Regions from separate parts of the Homo sapiens genome. Here region 1 is linked to region 2. Evidence: chromatin loops called from intact Hi-C (ENCODE). Cell type or tissue: PC-9. All regions are shown on one strand. Links, peaks and the distances in the headings refer to the core of each region. The heading gives the core; the rest is flanking DNA. Region 1 has its middle 74 kb from the start of EPHB3. Region 2 overlaps LOC107986163 (a long non-coding RNA gene).

The links. Hi-C counts contacts between places; a loop is a spot of excess contacts. Peaks named below come from ENCODE experiments on the same cell type or tissue, not always from the same donor. Only the 100,000 strongest peaks of a DNase experiment are listed, where the experiment ranks them.
Region 1: it touches region 2 in a loop (2.7-fold over the local background); 1 of 110 quality-filtered maps calls a loop at or near these places.

Annotation. Positions count from the first base shown.
Region 1 is chr3:184,630,359-184,640,777 of GRCh38, forward strand. No RefSeq gene overlaps it. Among named protein-coding and RNA genes, the nearest start is that of EPHB3, 74 kb to the left of the region's middle. RefSeq lists an enhancer at 1-44. In PC-9, for the core only: no CTCF peak of the experiment used is centred there; a DNase peak (open chromatin) is centred at 6,683.
Region 2 is chr3:184,722,544-184,732,962 of GRCh38, forward strand. The region is part of intron 2 of LOC107986163 (a long non-coding RNA gene); the gene reads left to right. Among named protein-coding and RNA genes, the nearest start is that of MAGEF1, 16 kb to the left of the region's middle. In PC-9, for the core only: CTCF peaks have their summits at 5,126 (motif pointing left) and 5,326; a DNase peak (open chromatin) is centred at 5,068.

The DNA.
Region 1 (10,419 bases), core at 4,185-8,184, 91 kb before region 2:
GCATTCCAAGTGGCTCTGATGCGCCTCCAACGCTTGGGAAACACAGGATGCTGTCCAGGCTCCCCTGAGTCAGTCTAGTAGTCACAGCGATGAGCCCGGTTTCCAAATGCCTACGAGGTGCAGGCGCTTTATCTGCTAATACATTCTCTCATTGTCCCTTTGAGAAAGGTGTGAATATACCTTCATATAGATGAGGAAACTCAAGCTCAAGAGAATAAACCACTTGCCCAAAGACACAATGCAGGGCGGAGAGTCAAACTGAGGTGTGCCTGCCCGCAAACCCTGTTCTAGACCCTTCTGCAGAGTTAGGTCCCGCTTGGAGCTGCTGTCTCATGCGATGCGGAGGTGAAGTGGAGTCCCCCGACATTGCTCATGGACTGGCAGCCCCCTCGGCGAGAGAGCAGAGGGAGGGAATGACACAGAAAGCTCCGATGTGTCTTGTTCCCACCTAAGGGGCAAGCTGTTCTCAGCCTCCTGCTCAAAGCAGGGAATAACACGCATCTGCCTTTATTCCACGGGCGCAGAATATGGCATCCCTACGAGGAGCAGGAAGAACAGGCCAGAAACTGGCAAACAGCACACAAGGTGCTAGGACTGGGACAGAGCGCAGGAGCTCAGCATGGAGCCCACGGGGGAGGCACTCCTCGTGACAGCAGGCGGCTGGCATGTGCATACAGAATGGCCGCTGGAGGCTCTCCTTAATATGCTGGGCAGAGGTTGTACTTAAGTGAACCCCCAGTGAGCCCCCTTGGAGACTAAGGGCCAAAGCTGAACTCAGGAGCAGCCAGCATGGAGCCGGAGTGGGGAAGCCGCGGCCAGAAGCAGTGGAGTTTAGACGGACAATGTAAGAAGCTGACTCTAGCCTGGATAGCGCAGAGACTGGGTTTTCATCAGTTCCTCAGTGAAGAGGAAATTGGAAATTAATACCAAAAATCCCACTGAGTAGCGTCCATAGTTTCCATATGTAATCATGCTTGGCTTAGCCAGGTAGTAGAATGTTTATGATTTTCTTTCCAAGGTGGAGTTTAGTCATTCTCAACGAACCATTTAGTTGGCTTCATAAGGTCCTGAATTAAAGAACCCCTCTAGGTGATGTTATAGATGGGCAGATACCTGGGCGAGGTGGACCCTCACTGGCTGTTGAAGTCAAGGCGGAGGGCCCAGATTGGGCAAATCCGGGGAAGAAGCCATCCTCCCAGACAGCTGCTTGGACGAGGCCAGGGCGCCACACGCTACGTGAAGCGCTGGCTGGAGGAGAAATGGTCTGTCGTAGGTCTAGGTCTGTTTTAAGGATCTCCCCTGGCGTTTGTGATTCACGTACAAAAATTCAAATGGTATGCCCCTCCCCGAACACATGCTGTCAGTAAACGGAGGCATCGCTGCACTGCCAGCTAATGACTGCAGGCTGAGGCGGGCGGCTGGGTGCGTTCACTGCAAGCTCGGAACGCTGGCACTGGCTCTTCCTGCTCCATCCTGGAAAGGAGGAGAATGAGGCAGCCTCCTGCCCGTGGCCCTGATCTTTAGCTCGCTCTACACTGGAAACCAGGAGATGGATTTAGAGACCCGGCTGCACAGTCCCTCACCAGCTGCTGGGTGCCACAGGCAAGTGAGGGCGGCTGGGCAGGCTGAGGGCCTGGGGATCCCATCGTGTGCCTACACACACATGCACACACACTCTTAAGCATGCATACACACACACACTCTTTTTTTTTTTTTTTGAGATGGAGTTTTGCTCTTGTTGCCCAGGCTGGAGTGTGATGGTGCGAACTCAGCTCACCGCAACCTCTGCCTCCCGGGTTCAAGTGATTCTCCTGCCTCAGCCTCCCGAGTAGCTGGGATTACAGGCATGTGCCACCACGCCCAGCTAATTTTGTATTTTTAGTAGAGATGGGGTTTCTCCATGTTGGCCAGGCAGGTGTCAAACTTCTGACCTCAAGTGATCCACCGGCCTTGGTCTCCCTAAGTGCTGGGATTACAGGCGTGAGCCACCGCTCCCAGCCCCCACACACACTCTTAAGCACACATACACACAGACACACACAGCCATATGCACACATTCATACACACACTCATACACACACATACACATACATGTACACACTCATGTATACACATTCATATATACACATGCATGTTCACCCACAGATGTGCCCATTTATCTACACACACTCACACACAGACACACATTCATTCACAAATGCTCATAAGCACACACACTCAGAAATAAACTGTACACACATGTACAAAGAGAGACATACCCTAACACACTCTCACACAGACACACAGTTAACACGAATACAAGACACACCCTTATATGCAGCACACACTTGTTCACTGAGTCCACACCCTCAGACACACCCACGTGCACACACACCTTCCCTCCCCACTTGCCCTTCAGACAGAAGAAGGCAGCATTCCGGCGCTCTCTGCCGCCACCTGACTGCCCTGCACAGAGGCCTCCCAGCCCCAGCAGAGCAAGATCTGCTGCCAGGCCGCCCCTGCTGCCCCCATCTCGGTCACTCATAAATGCCCTGAGGATGCCCACATGCTCAGACCCAGCCTTGCCCACCTGCTCCTGCCTGCGGCCTTTTCTTCCACATATCAACAGCCTCTCTCACAAGGGCCTTCACACAGCCTCTGACACACACACACTCAAACACATGGAACATGCTCTCCCTCCTTTGCCATCTCACTGTCACATGGGTCGGTCACTCTGTCTCCAGCCTCTCCCAGTCACATCCATGCGATTTGCCTGCCAGCTTGTCCCCTACAACTGCACCCCCAGCTTTGGTCTTTGTCTCATGCACAGATACACCCAGCCCTGTATCTGTCTGTCTGTCTCCCTCACGCAGGAACAACTTGAGCCATGGCAAGTGGGAGAGGGCGTCAGGCCTGATGGAAGCTGTTATTCTTAGCCCTGTCACTGAACACTTGCACCCCTCCCCAGCTCAGCCCCTGCCCTGCCTGTCACCCTCCCCTCGGGCAGAGCCGAACCTGAGGCCAGTCTAATCCCCCATCTGTGGAGAGGGAGGGGAGGCAGCAGGGGATTGCTGCCCAGCATTGAAAAGGAGCAGAAAATGGGATTTATTTTTGCTGCCCCTCATCCCCCCCTTCCCCGACTCTGCCCCCAGCTGCTCAGAGAGCAGTTGTGTGAGGAACGAGTGGGGGTGGAAGGAGGGAATTTGCATTTGAAAATGCTTGTTGGTTGGCCTGAAACACTGGGTGCCATTGCTGATCCGGTTCTCTGTGTGCACACGTGTGTGCATATGTGTGTGTGTGTGTGTGTGTGTAGGGTGTGGGAAGGTGGGGCTGTGGGTGAGAAGACACTGGGGAAGTGGACTCAGGGCTTTCTGGAGTGACTGTGTACCCCTTTCTTGCTTTGGAGCTGGAACCAGCCATAATAGATCAGACCCAAGCTCAGCTTCTTTTTTTTTTTGAGACAGAGTCTTGCTCTGTCGCCCAGGCTGGAGTGCAGCGGCGCCATCTCGGCTCACTGCAAGCTCCGCCTCCTGGGTTCAAGCAATTCTCTGGTCTCAGCCTCCTGAGTAGCTGGGATTACAGGCTCCCGCCACCACCCCTGGCTAATTTTTGTATTTTTAGTAGAGACGGGTTTTCACCATGTTGGCCAGACTGGTCTCAAACTCCTGACCTCAGGTGATCCGCCCGCCTCGGCCTCCCAAAGTGCTGGGATTACAGGTGTGAGCCACCTCGCCCGGCCCCAAGCTCAGCCTCTGTTTGGCCTCAGGAACCACCAACTCCTAGACCTCTCTCTGCCACCCGGGCCACTTGTAGGCCTCCATATCTTATGTCCAGCTGCCCTGAGTGGAAAGGAGGGAGTTCCACCCCAGGAAGTCCCGTGGACATCTCAACCCCAAGGTGCTTGGTCTTTTTCTCCAAACCTCTCCTTCTCCCTGGTGTCCCGAAGTCGGAAGCTTCAGACAACCCCCACTTCTTCCTTGCCCCACCCTTTCTGGTCTGCCTCAGAAGGTGCTCTGAAGGTGTCCTCTTGTCCCCACTCCCATGAACCCAGCCCCAGCAGGCCCCTCTTCGGCTCTTGCCAGGACTATTGCAGGAGCTGCTAGCTGCTCTTCCCACCCTCAGTCTCCCTTCCTGCCCATCCCTTCTCCAGACAGCTGCCAGTAACTTATTAAAAAGCCAAAATAAATAAAAGCGTATAGTGTCACTCTCCTTCTCAAAACGCTCCCCTGGCAGCTGCAGATAGAGTCTAGAGCCCTGGGGTGCCGCACCAGGGCCCCCGTTCTGTCCCATGTCCCTCCCACCACTCTCTCTGAGCCCTTCCCTTCCTCTCTGCTGGCTCTTTAGCCTGAAATAGCTTTTCCCTCTCCTTCACCTTGAGTGGATTTGGAATCCAATTTAGATATCATCTTCACTTCTGAAAACTTCTGCCTCCCCACACATACCTCCATGAGAATCGTTTTTAATCTTTTTACTCTCAAGGGTGTGTACAAACTTTAATTCCAGCCCTGAAACCACTACCCTTCAGCTCAGGGTCCCTTAATGAGTCCATCCTCGACGCCTGTGCCAGGCAGGGTCCTGTCATGCGTATGTCCTCTCTGGCCATCTCCATTTGACACAGTCCTGTCCAGCTTGAATCTAACCTCCCTGATGTTGACTCGTGTCTCCCTTCCTTTGGGATTTTCAGTCTGTGGCCACACTGGGCCCTGACTCTTTTGCCCTGTGCTGTCCACATTGTTTTCTACGTGCGGGTGTGGGGCCACCCCAGCTGGCCTGGGAGCTCCTGAGGGTGTCAGGGTGGAGTTCCTGCAGCCATGCCCCTGTGGAGCTCTGAGTGGTACTGGGCTCACAGCCAGGACTCAGCGACTTTGGGGACTGGGGCTGCAGGGCATTGAATTTAAGTCGGGAAGAGGGAGGAGGAGGGGACGGGAAGAAAGGAGCCCTTAGCAGGCGCTGAGTGAAGGCAGGTTGTAGGCCCCTGGGACTCCACTCTCAGGGCAGGACTGGGGGCCACAAGGCCTGCTCTCGCCTGGCAGCTGTGAGGAAACCTGCTCCCAGAGGTGATGCCAGAGGTGCGGGCCACCGGGGCAAGTGGTCTGGCGGCTGGCCAGGATCTGACTCTGACACTGGCCTGCTGAGTGCCCAGAAGAAAGAGGCTCAGAGGGAGAGCCAGAGCATGAGAGACATGGCAGGGACGCTGAGTGAGAGGGACAGAGAGAGACACGGCAACAGGGACAGAGACAGAGAAGAGGAGAGGGGGGCACAGAGACACATACGCTGAAAGAGAGACAGACAGATTCAGAGACAGACTGAGAGACAGAGTGACTTAGAGACACGCACAAAGAAACAGACTGATGGAAAGAAAGACAGGGTCCGAGAGAGACACACAGACCAGAAGACAAAAAGGAAGGCAGACAGAGAGGACAGAAAGGAGTGAGGCAGCGTGGGGAGAGAGAGGCAGGGACAGAAACACAGACACAGACAGACATGAGGGCACAGGGCAGCCCGAGAGAAGCCCATAAACACAGGCACGCACATGCGTGGAGGAGGCACGAAGCCACCTAAAGGTGGAGGGAGGGTGTCGGGGAGGAGAAGGCACAGGCCTGACGCTCAGGGCCTGGGGTTGGGTGGCGGGAGGCTGGGCCTGTCGGCTCCTCTCCTTGACGTGAGTCAGGGGTGGTGGGCAGGCTGATGGGGCAGGCCTGAAGTAGGGCTGCGTGGAAGGGCTCTGCGGGGTCAGGGGAAAGCCTGGGTCCAGCTGTGAACCCTCCAGGATCCAGGGCTGCCCCAACAGGAGCCCCAGGAGAGGGAGCTGGAACCAGAGAACAGCACGTGGCAAGAGGCCCCAGTTAAGCTTTGCAGCAGGATGGCCCAGTGGCTACTGGGTTCAGAACAGCTTCTTGGGAGCTGGGTGTCGTGGCACATGCCTGTAGTCCCAGCTGCTCAGGAGGCTGATCGCTTGAGCCCGGGAATTCACGACTAGCTTGGATAACATAGTGAGACCCTGTTCCTTAAAACAAAAAACAAACAAACAAAAAAACACAAAAAAAAACAGCTTCCTGGACATGGAACCTCTCACCTCAGCAAGGAGAGGAGCTGTGGAGGGAGCACAGGGCTGAGACCCTCAGAGTTCCTCCATGGGAACAGCGCACCTGCATCTGTGTCTAAGCCTCAGAGAGACTCCCCAGGCCCTTGGCAGTCCATTCCATTGTTCCACCGTCCAATACAGAGAGCCCACTGGAAGTCCTCCCTGCTGTCTCATTCTGATACCTCTTATTGCAAGTGCAGCCCACTCAACTCTTTAGGAGGTTAAAAAAAAAAAAGCAACAAAAACCCCTCCACCGAAATCTGAAATGCCACACAGTGCTCAGACAAAGACCCCTTTCTGCACAGCTTTACTCCCTCCTACACCTCTCTCCCCCTCCCCACCCCGCTTCCTTACTGCAGGCTAAATTGGCAGTGGGGAGGTTTTGAGTCAACAAATGCAGTGGGTTGGGGAAGGGAGCCCTGAAGGGGATTCCTGTCTGGGAAACATTTGCTGACAGCAGTTACTATGACAAGGAAGGCCTGCAGGAGAACCCAGCAGCCCCTGCCTCCTGCCTACTGCCCCTCCCAATTCTAGCTCTCCTTGCCCATCCCCCCTCCCAACCAGTTCATTCACTGACTCATCCATTCCATCATTTACTCAACTCAACAATCTTTAGACATTTACCATGCCTCCAGCACCCGCTTGGCATTTCATGTTTATTCTTCCACTCTGTCCTCACCACAACCCACAAAGTTATCTGTTGTTTTCCCTTTTGACAAAGTAGAAAGCTGAAACCCAGTATACTGAATTGACTTGCCCAGAGTGGTGCAGATGACAGGAGGCAGAGCTGGGATTTGCACCCAGGACTCTCTGCTTTCCAGATCAGTGTGGGGGTTTCTGAACTGCGTCAGGAAAGCAGGTGCCAGGTGATGAGTACTGTACAGGCTGAGACTTCGCCATCTTTGGCTCTGCATCACTAAAACTGTGCCCAGCACCCACACACAGTAGGCACTCAGTACACACTTGTGCCATACATTCAGCACACATGAACTCAGTATACACATGTGCTTTTTGATGGGAGGGCAAGAGTCAGCAAAAGTGGGACTCCTGAGAAGAGAGGGCCTTCCTGTTTGGAAGCAGCTGTACCTCGGTTCTGCAATCCAGGCACTCAAGGGCATTGATAAAGTGCCTACTGTGTGCCGGGCACTGTGTTAGGACCTCTGAATACAAAGATTTAAAACACAGATTTGTAGTTTGCCCTAAAGGAGGTCTTTGTTTAGTGGAGGAGGCAGACATATAAACAGATGGAGTTAGCAGTGCTACAGAAATAAGTACCAAGTGCCGTGGGGTTGCAGGTGGAGCAAGGACCTAAATCTGAAAAGCAAAACAAGAAAGCCTTTATAAGACAATGTAAAAAAAATCTCCGTGACCTCAGGGTAGGGAAAGATTTCTTAAACAACACACAAAAATAACACTAACCATAAAGAAAAAGATTGACAAATGTGGGTGCATTAAAATGAAGAAGCTGTGTTCTTCAGAAGACAACATGAAGAGAGTAAAAGGGAAGCCACAGAGCAGGAAAAGGTTTTGCAACACATGCAACTGACAAAGGGCTCAGCTCCAGAATGTGTAAAGAACTCCCACAAATGAGTATGAAGATTGGCAACTCAATGGAAAAACTGGATCAAATGCATAAATATGGAAAAATCCAAATGGCTATAAATATATGAGGTGTGTGACCTTATCAGGAATCAAAGAAATGCAAATTAAAATCCCAAGAAGATTCTACTACATACCCTCCAGATTAGCAAAAATGTAAAAGTCTGATAAAACGAAGGGCTGGTGAAGATCTGGACCAGGAGTTCTCAAATATCTCTTCAGAAGCAGCCGGTCAGCATCTAAGCAGTCAATTCAGACATGTGTACTCCAGAGGTGAATCGTGTACAAGAATGTTCGTGGCAGGCATTATTCATGAAGGCCCCAGACTGGAACCAGTGAATATCCAACAGCTGTAGATTGGATAAACTGAGTACAGAGAAACAGAATGAAGAGCACAGTTAATTCTGCCTGAGGGGCTGGGGTGTCTGGGAAGGTGGATCTTGGAGGAAGAATAGTTTCCCAGTCAAGGAAGCGGGAGAGAGGTTATCCCATCCAGAGGGTTCAGCAGATGGATGATCATGGGGTTAAGAGCAGTTCTAGCTTGTCCAGGAGGCAGCTGGATTAGGGGCTGGCAGGGAGAGAGGCAGGGAAGGTGAGCAGAGAGAGGTTGGATGTGTTGGAATGTGAAGGCCTCTGTGGGCCATCGAAGGAAATTTGGCTTAAATACAAAAGTGAGAGATAGTCAGAAGCAAGGAGCAACTAGAGGTTATTGCAAAAGATGATGCAGCAGGAAAGAAACATAGCAGTGTGGCGGAAGAGAGAGGGTGCATTTGGGAACCATGTCTGAGACAGAATACATAGGATGTTGTGTGGGGTGTTGGGAGGGGTCAGGACGGAGCTGAGGCAACTCCCAGGTCTCTGGCTGGCCGGCTGGGTGGAAGGTGATGCTCTAACTCAACATCCAGAGACTGCGGAGGTGGAGGTTTGAGGCAAGAGCTAAGAGGACTAGTTGGGGACATGCTGCTTTGGTGGTGCCTAGGGATACACAGGTGAACATCCAAGTTCACCAGGATGTGGAGCTTGGACATGAGCCACAGATATCAGAATTACTAGAGCAAGAAGCCATGGGTTTAGATGAGAATATCAGGGGTGCAGGAGCAGGGCAAGACAAGAATTGGAGCTCTAGGAACCACAACATAGAGGCAGTGGACAGAGGAGAAGCAGGGGAGAGAGAGGGAAGGGATGATGGAAAATAAGAGAAGGTCCAGAAGAGAGGGTGGTGCTGCAGCAGCTAAGGGAGGAGCAAGTTGCACCAGGGCTGGGTGGTCTGTGAGTGAAAACTAGGTCTTGGGAAGAGGTGGGGTTGGGTCTGTGGTTAGCAAAGAAGAGGAGGAGAGGGTAGTTGAGGGAGTTCTGAGAATCTCTATTTTCTCTGTCAATTACACATGACGGAGGGGACAGGCCGGAAGCCTGAAAGGGTGGTAAGTTTCAGAACAGGAGCTGATCACCAGCAGCCCAGGAGCTGAAGGGCCAGGCTGAAGTCAGGGACCATAAATCTGGAGTGGCACTAGTTTGCACGGTTGAGTGGTTTTCCTATGCCTTCTAGTAGCCTGGGAATTGCAATGGACAAAGCAGATGACTGGAGTCCTCCAGGGCTGGGAAAGGCAGGGTGAGGGGGTGTGGGAATCAAGGGTGTCGGGAAAATGAATGATGTGGCCAATCACAGGCAGGTCAAGAGAGGAGAAAGTAGAGCCAGGAAGGAGCAGATGCGCTGGCGGAAGGCCTTGTCCAAAGCCGGCACTGCAGCACCGGTGCTCGAACGAGTGAGACAGAACGGGAGAATTGGAGAATCTCTGCGAGTGGAGACCAGGTTTTATGGAAAGGAAGGAAAAAGTTGTGGCCCAAGATGGGGGTGCTGGAGTTTAAGATTTCACAGGAGACGTTTCAGGTGATATGTGGGTGGCAGAAATGGAGAGAAGGTCGTTGGGGAAGGGGAGATAGGAGAGCCAAGGGTGAGGGTGTTGGGAAGTCCATGTGGACATTCAGGTCCCCCAGACTGACAGCAGGAGGTGGGAGACAGAAGAAGACCCTGAGCCAGGCGCCCAAGTCCTCAAAAGACGTTGAGTGACCTCTGGGTGGATGGGTGATCCCAGCCAGGTTGGGTGAGGGGTGTGTGGCTGGATGGTGGGAACCTGGAGGTCTGGTTTTGAGTGGGAGAGGAAGAGTCATGGACTGGGTGGCAGAGAGAGGTGGAAGAATGCTGACTGTCCGGCCTGGCCAGGTGCCACCTCCAGCAAGCTCGTCTGATCACTCTCTTCTTGACCTTCATTGTTCTTTGAGTCTGAAAGACTCCATTTAACCCTTGAGTATCCACAGCCCCAATATTTGCTTCTCTCCTCCAGAGATCACTGGGCAGAATTCCCATGGGTGGATTGTGGCTTCTGTGTATTGTGGCCCCAGTGTATTCTGAGAAATGGGCCATGGACACAGGACAAAGAGGCCTTGACCGCAGCTTGGGTTAGTGAAAGTGTGGGCTGCTCTGGGCCAAGCCACACCATCTACTTTGGGCCCAGCAGGCTGGGCTCCTCCACCCCTACCCCATCTCCCTGGGACATGTGGAGCTTTTCTACCCTTCATTTTGCACATGGAAAATTAAGCCAATAAAAGCCTCAAGAATATTAAGGCATGGGCTGAGGCCTGATGGCATCTGGAACCCCGTCTGCAATACCTGATTCCCTTCACCTGCTATCAAAATCTTGCTCAGCCTTCAAGGCCCAATCAAGGGAGCCTCACCTTCTTTCTGATCTTCCCTTCTC
Region 2 (10,419 bases), core at 3,066-7,065:
ACATGGGAGGCGGAGCTTGCAGTGAGCCGAGATTGGGTCACTGTACTCCAGCCTGGGAGACAGAGCGAGACTCTGTCTCAAAAAAACAAAACAAAACAAAACAAAAACATATATAACCAAAAAAATTTCATGGCATGTAGTGGAGACTTCTCATATCAGTATATAGAGAGCTTCCTGGTATTTCATGGTATGGATGGATCATAATATCTAACCAACCCATATAATTGGACATTTGAAATATTTCTGATAGTCTGCTATTATACTTAATTCTATAATATGTACATATGTCATTTCTGTCCATATGCAAATATATTTGCAGGAAAAATTCTGAGAGTAGGACTGATGAATCAAGGGGAAAATAGATTAGCAGTAACATCAATAGAAAATACCAAATTGCCCTTCATAAGGGTGTACCATGTTGCACTCCTGCCAGCAAAGAATGAGGGTATCTGTTTCCCTACAACATTAGCGAGTGAGTATATTTTGGATATGTGCAAATCTGATAGGTGAAAAGTGAGTATATCATTGCAATTCCTATATAATTTGCTCTCCTGTTATTATAGATGAGGTTGAACATTCTTTCATATGCTTAAAAGCCATTTGTGTTTTTTTTCTGAAAATGGGTACCTTTTTATTGGGATATTGGTTTTGATTTATAGAAACAAATATGTATTAGAGTGATTAGCCTTTTGTGAAATGAGTTGTAATTTTTTTTTCAGTTAACCATTTATTTTTCTACTTTGCTCATGGGGTTTTTGCCATGCAGGAGTTTTAAGATTTTTATGTAGATGTATTTTTCAGTCTTTTATTTCATGACTTCTTGATTTTTGAATCAGAAAGGTCTTCACTGCTCCAAGATTATAAAAGAGTTCTATTATTATTCTGGCAATTTTATGGTTTTATTTTCCACATTTATATCTCTGGTCCAGCTGAAATTTATCCTGGCGTACTGTGAGAAATATTGATCCAGCTTCTATCTTTTTCCAGTTAGCCAAATACGATTTATTTAAAAATCTATCTTTGTCTCACTGATTTGATATTTTTCAAAGACCAAATTCTCATATTTCCTTGGGTCTGTTTCTGTGCTTTCTAGTCTGTTCCATCGGTCTGTCTATACAGCACCATTTTTGATAGCTATATAGTATTGCTTTTTATGTGTAGCATAATTTATTTGACTAATTTATTTTTGTTAAACTTTCAGGTTGCTTCCGGTTTTTCAATATTCCAAACAGTGTATCAGTGAATAAAATCCTTGCACATATGCATTTGTGTGTATAGTGAATCAATCCTGTCCTTTCCATTTTTATACATGGAATTTCTGGGTCAAAGATATGTGCCTTCTTAGGCTTTTTTCATACATATTGCCAAAATGCCTTTATACCAGTTTACACCCCCTCCAACCGTGAGTGAGTGCAAATTCCCCCACCCGCGCCAGCTCTTCAGTATGATAATTCTTTTTAATCATTGCCAATCTGATCAGCAAAAAAAGGTCTCTTATTGCCGTTTTAATTTTCTTTCCTTTGAATGTTAGTGAGGCTGAATATTGTTTCAATTTATGGTGGGTTTTGATGTACAGAAGTTTTTGATTTTTTTTGTAGTCAAATCTATTAATCTTTTCCTCTATGGTTTCTACTTTTGTTGACATGTTTAGAAAGTCCTTCCCCATCCTAAGATTATAAAATATTCACTCATATTTTCTTCTAGTACCTTTATGATTTCATTTCCTTCTTTATCCATCTGGTATTCATTTTGACAAATGGCGTGAGCTGGGAAATAACGTGTATTATTTATTTATTTATTTATTTCCCAGATGGGTACTCAATTCTTTCATCACTGTTAAAAAGCACGTATTTGTGTGTGTGTGTGTGTGTGTGTGTGTGTGTGTGTGTGTGTAACTATTCCTAAAGTGAACATCTTGAACAGCTGGACACTGAAGGTAACGCAGCTCTAGACTTTGGGTCATCATTAGAAATACCAGCTTAACAGGCAGAAATATCAGCTTAACAGGCAGATGTGGCACTTTCTAACAGATGTGAGCTTTTGAATCAAACGGATTGACATTTGACATTCAAATCCAGCTTTGCAGCTCACTGCTGGTGCAACTTTGAGCAAACCAAGGATCCTCCCTGTGTCTTGGTATCTTCACCTATAAAATGGGATAATAATACTTACAGGGCTGTAATGAGAATTAAATGAGCTAACGTTTGTAGCAACTGTCTACACACGCCTTTCACATCACGGACAGTCAATATTTATCACTTGCCCTTCACACTGCAGCCATCATGCTCCCTCCTCCCCATCAAGTGAGCCCTCAGGCCTTGACTGTAAATAGGATATGCTGGAGTGGGGAGAGGTTGGATGCTGTGCTTGCTTTTTATAGGTTTTCTATCTTTACCCTGTGATCAGACTTCCATGTGTTCTGTCTTGCTGCTTTTAGTGTCTTTTCATTAACAGCCTTTCTCTCCCCTTCTAAAAGCACTGCTTTTAATCTTATAACAGCTAGAAAACCAGACAACAGGATTGTTCGAAGTATATATAAATTAAGAGTAACTGGGATCTGAGTGAGAGCCTGAGGGCCTCTCCTATTGTATAACGTGGTGGTTCTCATCTCTGGCTGTACATTAGAATCACCTGGGGAGCTTTGAAAACATATCCATGCCTGGGTCCTACTCCAGATCAATTAAATCAGAACCTCTGGTGGTGGGGTCCAGGCATGGGGGTGTTTAAAAACTCCGCGGGTGATTCTAAAGTGCACGCAGGGCTGAGAACCATTGCTCGCGCGCACAGGCTTTGTGAGATCCACATTTACTACTGAGAGGTTTTTCCCTCTGGTTCTCTCCCAAAGTGTGCCCCAAGTTGGGGTAGCAGCTCTGTGGAGCCAAAGGCCAGATGGTGGAGGTGTCAGCGATGTTTAGGCTGCTGCTGTGCTTGCTAAAGTGAGCGGCCCCAACACTCAGGTCTGTGTAAGAGCACGTTCCTCAGGGCTTTCGGAGATGATGTCAGTTTCTCTTTAAGATGGAGCTGTTTTAGTCCCCGTCCTGATGCAGCTTCCCCTGCCTCTAGGGGCTTCCTGGGACCATGCTGACTTTGACTCCTGAGGAGAGTGGAAGATAATGAGAAATAAATCTTGAGAAAACACCTTTAGTTTTTATTTCTATTTTGTTTATTTGCGTATTTGTTCTCTTTTTCTCTTGGCTCCTTCTCTGTCCTCAAAAACGTATGTAGGTGATATAGTTTGGCTGTGTCCCCACCCAAATCTCAACTTGAATTGTGGCTCCCATAATTCCCATGTGTTGTGGGAGGAACCCAGTGGGAGATAACTGAATCATGGGGGAGGTTTCCCCCATACGGGTCTCATGGTAGTGAATCAGTCTCATGAGATCTGATGCTTTTATAAGGGGTTTCCTCTTCCATTTGGCTCTCATTCTCTCTTGCCTGCCACCACGTAAGATGTGCCTTTTACCTTCCGCCATGACTGTGAGGCCTCCCCAGCTATATGGAACTGTGAGTCTCTTTTTCTTTATACATTACCCAGTCTCAGGTATGTCTTTATTATCAGGGTGAAAATGGACTGATACAGTAGGTGACATGTGTCCAGCCTGCTTGGTTCCCAACTTTGCTGGATCCATTCTATCTGTGGACGGAGCCACTATCTCTGAAAGGTACACTTACCCCCATCAACTATTGGTGGGCCCACTTTGTCTCCTGGCAAATAGATACAAAATGTGCTCCCTGCAGCCTACAAATTGGGCACCAACATCACAGCTCCTTGCTACCAAGTCAGCCTTCATGCTATTCTCAAATTCTAATAACCTGCCAGGGGGCTTAGCCCATGGGCTTGAGACCCCTTCCTGGTGTCTTACCTGGTTCATCTAAAACTAGGGCCTCCCTGGCTCCACCAGATCCTGTGGAGGAAAAGTCGCCACCTTTTCTAATGAATTAAAGCCCATTCCTGCAAGCTTAGCAATAAAGGGAGAGTCTCTGTGTGGAGAGGAGTGACTAGAATTTCCCCTTGAGATTTCTCACCCATCATCCCCACCCTTCAACACACACAGGGTAGCTGAGACCAGGCTGGATTCCTCAGACCAGCCTTTACCACAGGTTGGGGAGAACAACAGAAATAAACAGAGAGAGTAACATGAGCCTATAAAATCTGGTTTACAAGATACGACTTGATTGTGAGGGCTCAGGGCCTGCCTTCACCAGTGTGGGGGCTGCCTCCGCGTGGTCAGTGCCATGGCACCAGCCCTGGCCTCGGGGCAGAAGCTGGGACAGCTGTGCTCTTGAAAGTTCAGATGGACCCACTAAATAAAGAATGAAGCTGAGAAGGAAATGAGAGTTCCCCTTGGGTCTGGTGCCACCATCTGAATCCCAGAGTTCTGTTTGAGGATCTGTCTCTTCCTGGGATGATTAGAAATGATTGCTCCTTTTGGTGGTAAATAAACCTCAGATTCAAGTGAGGTTTTTTGATCATTAAGGCTGCATCAAGAAGGAATGGGGTGGGCAAACACTAGCTTACTACCTCACCCCAGTGCCTTGACCAGTCTTGCTAGAAGTGCGGTTTTATATCCGCAAAAGACAGTGGCTTTTCTTTAGATACATTCAGTTGAGAGGCGAAATGTTACAACCTTGTGAAATACTCTGTGATGTTCACAGTGGAGCAAGAGGTGAGCAAACTGAGGGTTATTTGCAAAGAATGCTGATGATATTCTTTTCAAAGAGCTCCCAATAATCGTCCAGGGAAGAAAAATACAAGGGTGTATCAGTTTGGAGAGACTTTTTTTTTTTTTTTAACTTGGAAGTCTGTGCGACAGCTCTGTCTGTTTTGGTGCTGATTTCTTCTTCACTCTCTTCAGGAGAGATCTCATCCGCTGTCCACTGGGGAATGGCCTTGCCCTATGGCCCCTACCAAACAAAAACGTAGCAGAACACAGCAAAACAGCAGAGTCGGAATGTGAAGTGCTGATAGAGTTCCCTAACGCTGACTGTCTGCTCTGCATTTCTGGAGATTGTATGCCTGTCATCCTGCATTCCTTGGTAGGCTACCTATTGGATAACCCCATAAACTCTGGCCCACTAATCGTCAATGGGGATAGTGCTGCCCCCTAGAGGCACTTTAGAAACGTGTGGTGTTTGTTACATTGGTTGGGGGCACTACTGAGGTGGAGTCAGAGGGCAGCCAGACTCCCTGCCCTAGGCAAGGCAGTCTTGTATGATGAAGATTTCTCCCGCACGTCTCCTGACATTTGAATGCCCCACCAGATACTCATGTAGGTAGAAAACCTCTTCATATTGGTCTGAGCCTAGAACCTAATTCTAATTTGTATATAAACACAAAGTACTTTTGTACAATTTTGTTTATTTATTTATTTATTTTTTGAGACAGAGACTCGCTGTCGCCCAGGCTGGAGTGCAGTGGCATGATCTCTGGTCACCTCAACCTCCACCTGCTGGGTTCAAGCCATTCTCCTGCCTCAGCCTCCCTAGTAGCTGGGATTACATATGCCTGCCACCACGCCCAGCTAATTTTTTTGTATTTTTGTTTCACCATGTTGGCCAGGCTGGCCTTGAACTCCTGACCTTAAGTGATCCGCCCGACTGGGCCTCCCAAAGTGCTGGGATTATAGGTGTGAGCCACCGCGCCCGGCCCTGTGGTAAAATTTTAATATTCACTGAATTTTTAATGAATGCTACCATCATATAAATGGAAAGAACACTGTATTTTATCTTTCCCAGGAGTTGTTTACCATTTCAGAAAACCACAATACCAACAGTAATATGTTCATAGTATTTGAGTTGTCAAAACAACACACCTCTATTCATCTGCATTTATAAATGAGTAATGATTCTACATATCTGTATGACTGTATAATACTTATTTAGTCTTGTTTCAGAACACCAAATATAAAGAAGTACCCATAATGTTCCAGTAAATATTATTTTACCTCTCTTACATTCAAACTCATTTATTACAAATAAGTGCAATCCTTTGACTACATTATCTCTTCTAGTGTAGTTATGCCCAGGCATTTCTAGATCACAATGTGTATTCGTTTATTCTGAGTTATTTTCCTTTTTGTTCATTATCTTATAGTTAGGGTGGTATATTGATTTTCTAAAAAATATCTGCATAGGTGGGTTGTATCATCTATAAATTTCATTTCGGAATAGTCAAGGTGGACTTACAAAATATTTGATGTAAAAACGGGAGCACTGGGTCTGATAGGGTTTGGGACCCACTGCTCTAGGTGACCTCATGGAGAATATTTGATTTTATCTCATTTTCACAGCAAATTCATTTCACTAGGTCCTATTATGATCACCATTCTGCATTGGAGGAAGCCGAGTAACAGAGACATGAGGTAACTTGCCTAAGGCCACATATCTAGAAAAGCGGGGAGCTAGAGCTCTAGAGCCCTCTTGCTATACCAGTTCACTATTCCACCTTCCACCCACCATGTCTGCCCAATCTTCCATGATTTGTCCAGGTGCCGCAGGGCCTTTCTACCTGGAAGCCCACCCTCTGCCCCTGTTAGCCTTCCTTTTTTTTTTTTTTTTTTTTGATGGACTCTCACTCTGTTGCCCGGGCTGGAGTACAGTGGCGCAATCTCGGCTCACTGCAACTTCTGCCTTCCAGGTTCAAGTGATTCTCCTACCTCAGCCTCCTAAGTAGCTGGGATTACAGGCACGCGTCACCACACCCGGCTAATTTTTGTATTTTTAGTAGAGAAGGGGTTTCGCCCTGTTGGCCAGCCTGGTCTTGAACTCCTGACCTCGGGTGATCCGCCCGCCTCGGCCTCCCGAAGTGGTGGGATTACAGGCGTGAGCCACTGCGCCCGGCCCCTGCTAGGCTTCTTGCAGGGTCCACTGGGGACACTGACTGGAAGGAAAAAAATGACTTTTCCCTTTTGGATAGAATTTTAACAGAATAAATAAAAGGGAAGAATTTTGCAAAGAGCAGATCCCCATAAATTTTGCTGAAAGAATGAATGAATGATTTGGTAACGTATCGGGGAGAGTACTGCTGGGTCCTTTGGAAGAGCCCCTGGGCTTTTAATAATTGATTTCAGCAAACTTATGTGAGTTTCCCTGGGGTTGATGCCGGGGTTCGCAGGGCTCTCAGCTCAAGGACAAGGAGGAACACTTCCACTGTGTCCCCGCAGGCTGAGGGAGGCTGTTCACTCCTTTTCCTCAGGAAGCCCAGCTGTTGAAACCGATCAGCACATCTCCCTTGCCCTCTCCCCATGCACACGGACATGGTTTTCATGTCCTGGAGTTGGGGGTCTTTTTTATTGTATTATTTTTATTATTTTTTATTTTTTTATTTTTTCTGAGACAGTGTCTTGCTCTGTCACCCAGGTTGGAGTGCAGTGGTGCGATCTCGGCTCACTGCAAGCTCCTCCTCCCGGGTTCATGCCATTCTCCTGCCTCAGCCTCCCGAGTAGCTGGGACTACAGGTGCCCACCACCACATCTGGCTAATTTTTTGTATTTTTAGTAGAGATGGGGTTTCACCGTGTTATCCAGGATGGTCTCGATCTCCTGACCTCATGATCCGCCTGCCTCGGCCTCCCAAAGTGCTGGGATTACAGGTGTGAGCCACCGCTCCCGGCGGGGGTCTTCTTCAAATAACAGCCTTTCCTCTGGCCCTTTGGTCTGTGATCTGACTGACCCCCTGTGTCCTGGTCTGAGGAACACCAGCTCCTACAACTGACAACCACAAAGGGATGCTGCACTTTTTCCCCGTGGGTCTCTGGCAGGGTCTCACTCTGAGCTACAACTTTTTCTTTCCTTCACTCAGCAAATGTTTTCTGAAGGCCTGCTTTGTGCCAGATTCTGGGGTGCAGGGATGAGCAACGACACATTGTCCCATCCCACACTGATCTCAGGTGCTTTCTTCCTCAACTAAACCATATACCCTTCCTGGAGGTGACTTGGGGGGCCATCCCTCAGCAGAAGCCAGACTCCTCACTCTACCCCATTCCAAACCTTCCCCTCAGACCCACAAAAGATACTCAACTTCAGTCACCCTCTGCAGACTCAGATTTAGTACAAATGACTGGCTTTTGCAGTAGTGTGGGAAGAGCTGCAACAGGAGCATACAGAAGCTCTGGGAGCCCACGGGGAAGGGCAGCTGAACCAGCCTGGGGTGAATAGGGAAGCTTTCCTGGAGGAGGGGATGCCTGAGTGTAGTCCCAAGGAATGGCTATGATTTGGCAAAGGCAAAGGATGAGTGCATTGGTCAGGGTCCTAAAAGGGAACAGGCCCCCTTAAGTTAGGATGATTTGATGAGGGTTTATGCACAAAGAGGTTATTTGCAAAGGTTTAGGCAGAGTGTGGGAGAACAACACAAGATAGTACAGAAACTCAGGGTCAGTGGCAGCAGAGCTGTTTCCACCCCTAGGCCAGAAGACATGGGAGAGGGGCAGCCTGTACCCTGGAAAGAGGGAGAGTCGTGTCATTCAGGTCAGCTTCCCTCTAGGGAATCAGCCAGCCTGATGCAACCTTACAAGGAGGGAATCAATTGCCTTGACCTCATTCTTTCCTGTCTTCCAAACTCTTGCTGGTGGTCCCCATTGGCCAAACCCAACCAGGAGCCAGAGGGCACTGGAGCTGATTGATGTGATCTATACAGGGCAGACTTTGGGGCACAGAGCAGGCTGGAGAGTGGATCTGGCGTGGTAAGCAGAAGATATCCAGCATGCTGGGTCAGGGAAGGCCTTTCTAAGAAGAGGAGAACAATTTGTGAAGGCCCCATTCTTACACAAGAATGTGTAAGTTGGGGAAATGTTTTCTTTATGTCTGGAGTAGAGTGAGTAGGAATGGGGGCGTCCATCATGAAAGGCCTTGCATGTCTTTCTAACGAATGTGAAAATTTATCCCAAAGGCGATGGGAGCCACTGAAGCATTTTTGGCAGGAGGTGACCTGATCAGATTTGTGTTCTGAAATGATCACTCTCGCCCTAGTGTGGACGTGGTCTGGAGGAACACTTCAGACTAGAGATGGTGAGGCCTGAACCAAGACAATGGCGATGGAGAAAGAGGTGGATTGATTTGAGAAATGTTTAGGAAGTAGTCTCAAAAGGCGATGAAGGATTGAATGTGGAGGATGAAGGAAAGGGAGACGTCGAGAGCAGTGTCTGGGTTTCCACTTGAAGCTCAGGCTCAGGAGGGAGCGTGAGGGAGCAGGTTGCCTGTCCAGCTGTTGCTTCCTCGATTTTGCTTTCTGGATTTGGGAGAAAGCTTAGATTGGCCCTCATTAGCAGGACCTCAGGCTTTCAAGGGGGTCTTGGAGGGGCTTCCTAGCCATGCCACAGGTTGGCCTCCCTTGGTTGTCTCGAGAGCACGCCAAACTAGAGAGCAGGCGAAGTCACCTTTTGCTGCCACCCTGGGACCTACTGAGCCGGGACCTGCTCTCTCCCACCCCCTGCCCCTTCCCATATGGACAGGGGATGTGTTTTCTTTTAACTTGCTTCATTGCAGGAGCAAATGAGGTCCAGCTGAGGGGAGGGAACCAGCCATGGTGACAGAGCATGGGCTGTGTGAGCTTGGGTGAGAGTGGGGGCCCTGTCACCCTCAGTTTCCTTCCACTGGCTTTTCAGACAGCTGTGGTCCCTGTAGGCTCAGATTTCATCCCTAGCAATTCTGAAGAACCTGCTATCCAGTAACAGGTCCCATTCCTTGGAGTTCTTTACCTAGAAACCTGGAATAATTTTCTTTTGTTGCAGAGGAAAATGCTGAGGTTGTTCTTTCATGGTCTAAGAACTTGAGTAGTCATGGCAACGCATGAGGGTGGGGTGGGTGAGGTGGGGGCGTCTTAGCAGTGTTTCGTTTCAAATGCCAGATTAAAGGAAAAGCGTCTTTGGAGTTCGCCTCATTAAGACATAGCTCAGTGCAGTCTCGTTGATGGTTCTCCAGCTCATCATTTTACACATTACATTTTCCCTACATTTCCTCGCCTGATGGGCAGTCTTCTGGGACTTCTCCCTGAGAATTTTGGCTCCGAGACTTCTCCAAGAATTTCAGCTCATTTCTGGCAAGAGCGTTGGTGGGGGTGACTCTTTTGTTCCTGTCGAGGACCTTGTCTTGTAAGTCCTTTGCTTCCAATGGGACTGCCACTTTAAAAAGCCAAAGGTAACATGTTTATTGAGAGTTTGTTCTGGCTACAAAAAGAAAGATGGTGATTGAGCAGCCATTTCCTTTTCACACTATACTTTTGGTCCAGGATCTTTCTCTCAGAGTTTGGCCAGGTCAAGCCCAAAGCTGGCTCTGGGGATCTAGGCCATCCTTCCGACTGCCCTTCCGGGACGCGTCTTGGAGAAAGTAAAGGTGGAAATGTTTAACCTAGACACTGGCTGCAAGTGCTTTCTTCCTCAGCTGAACCTTATCCCCTTGCTTGAGCTGACCTGGGGGTCCTTCT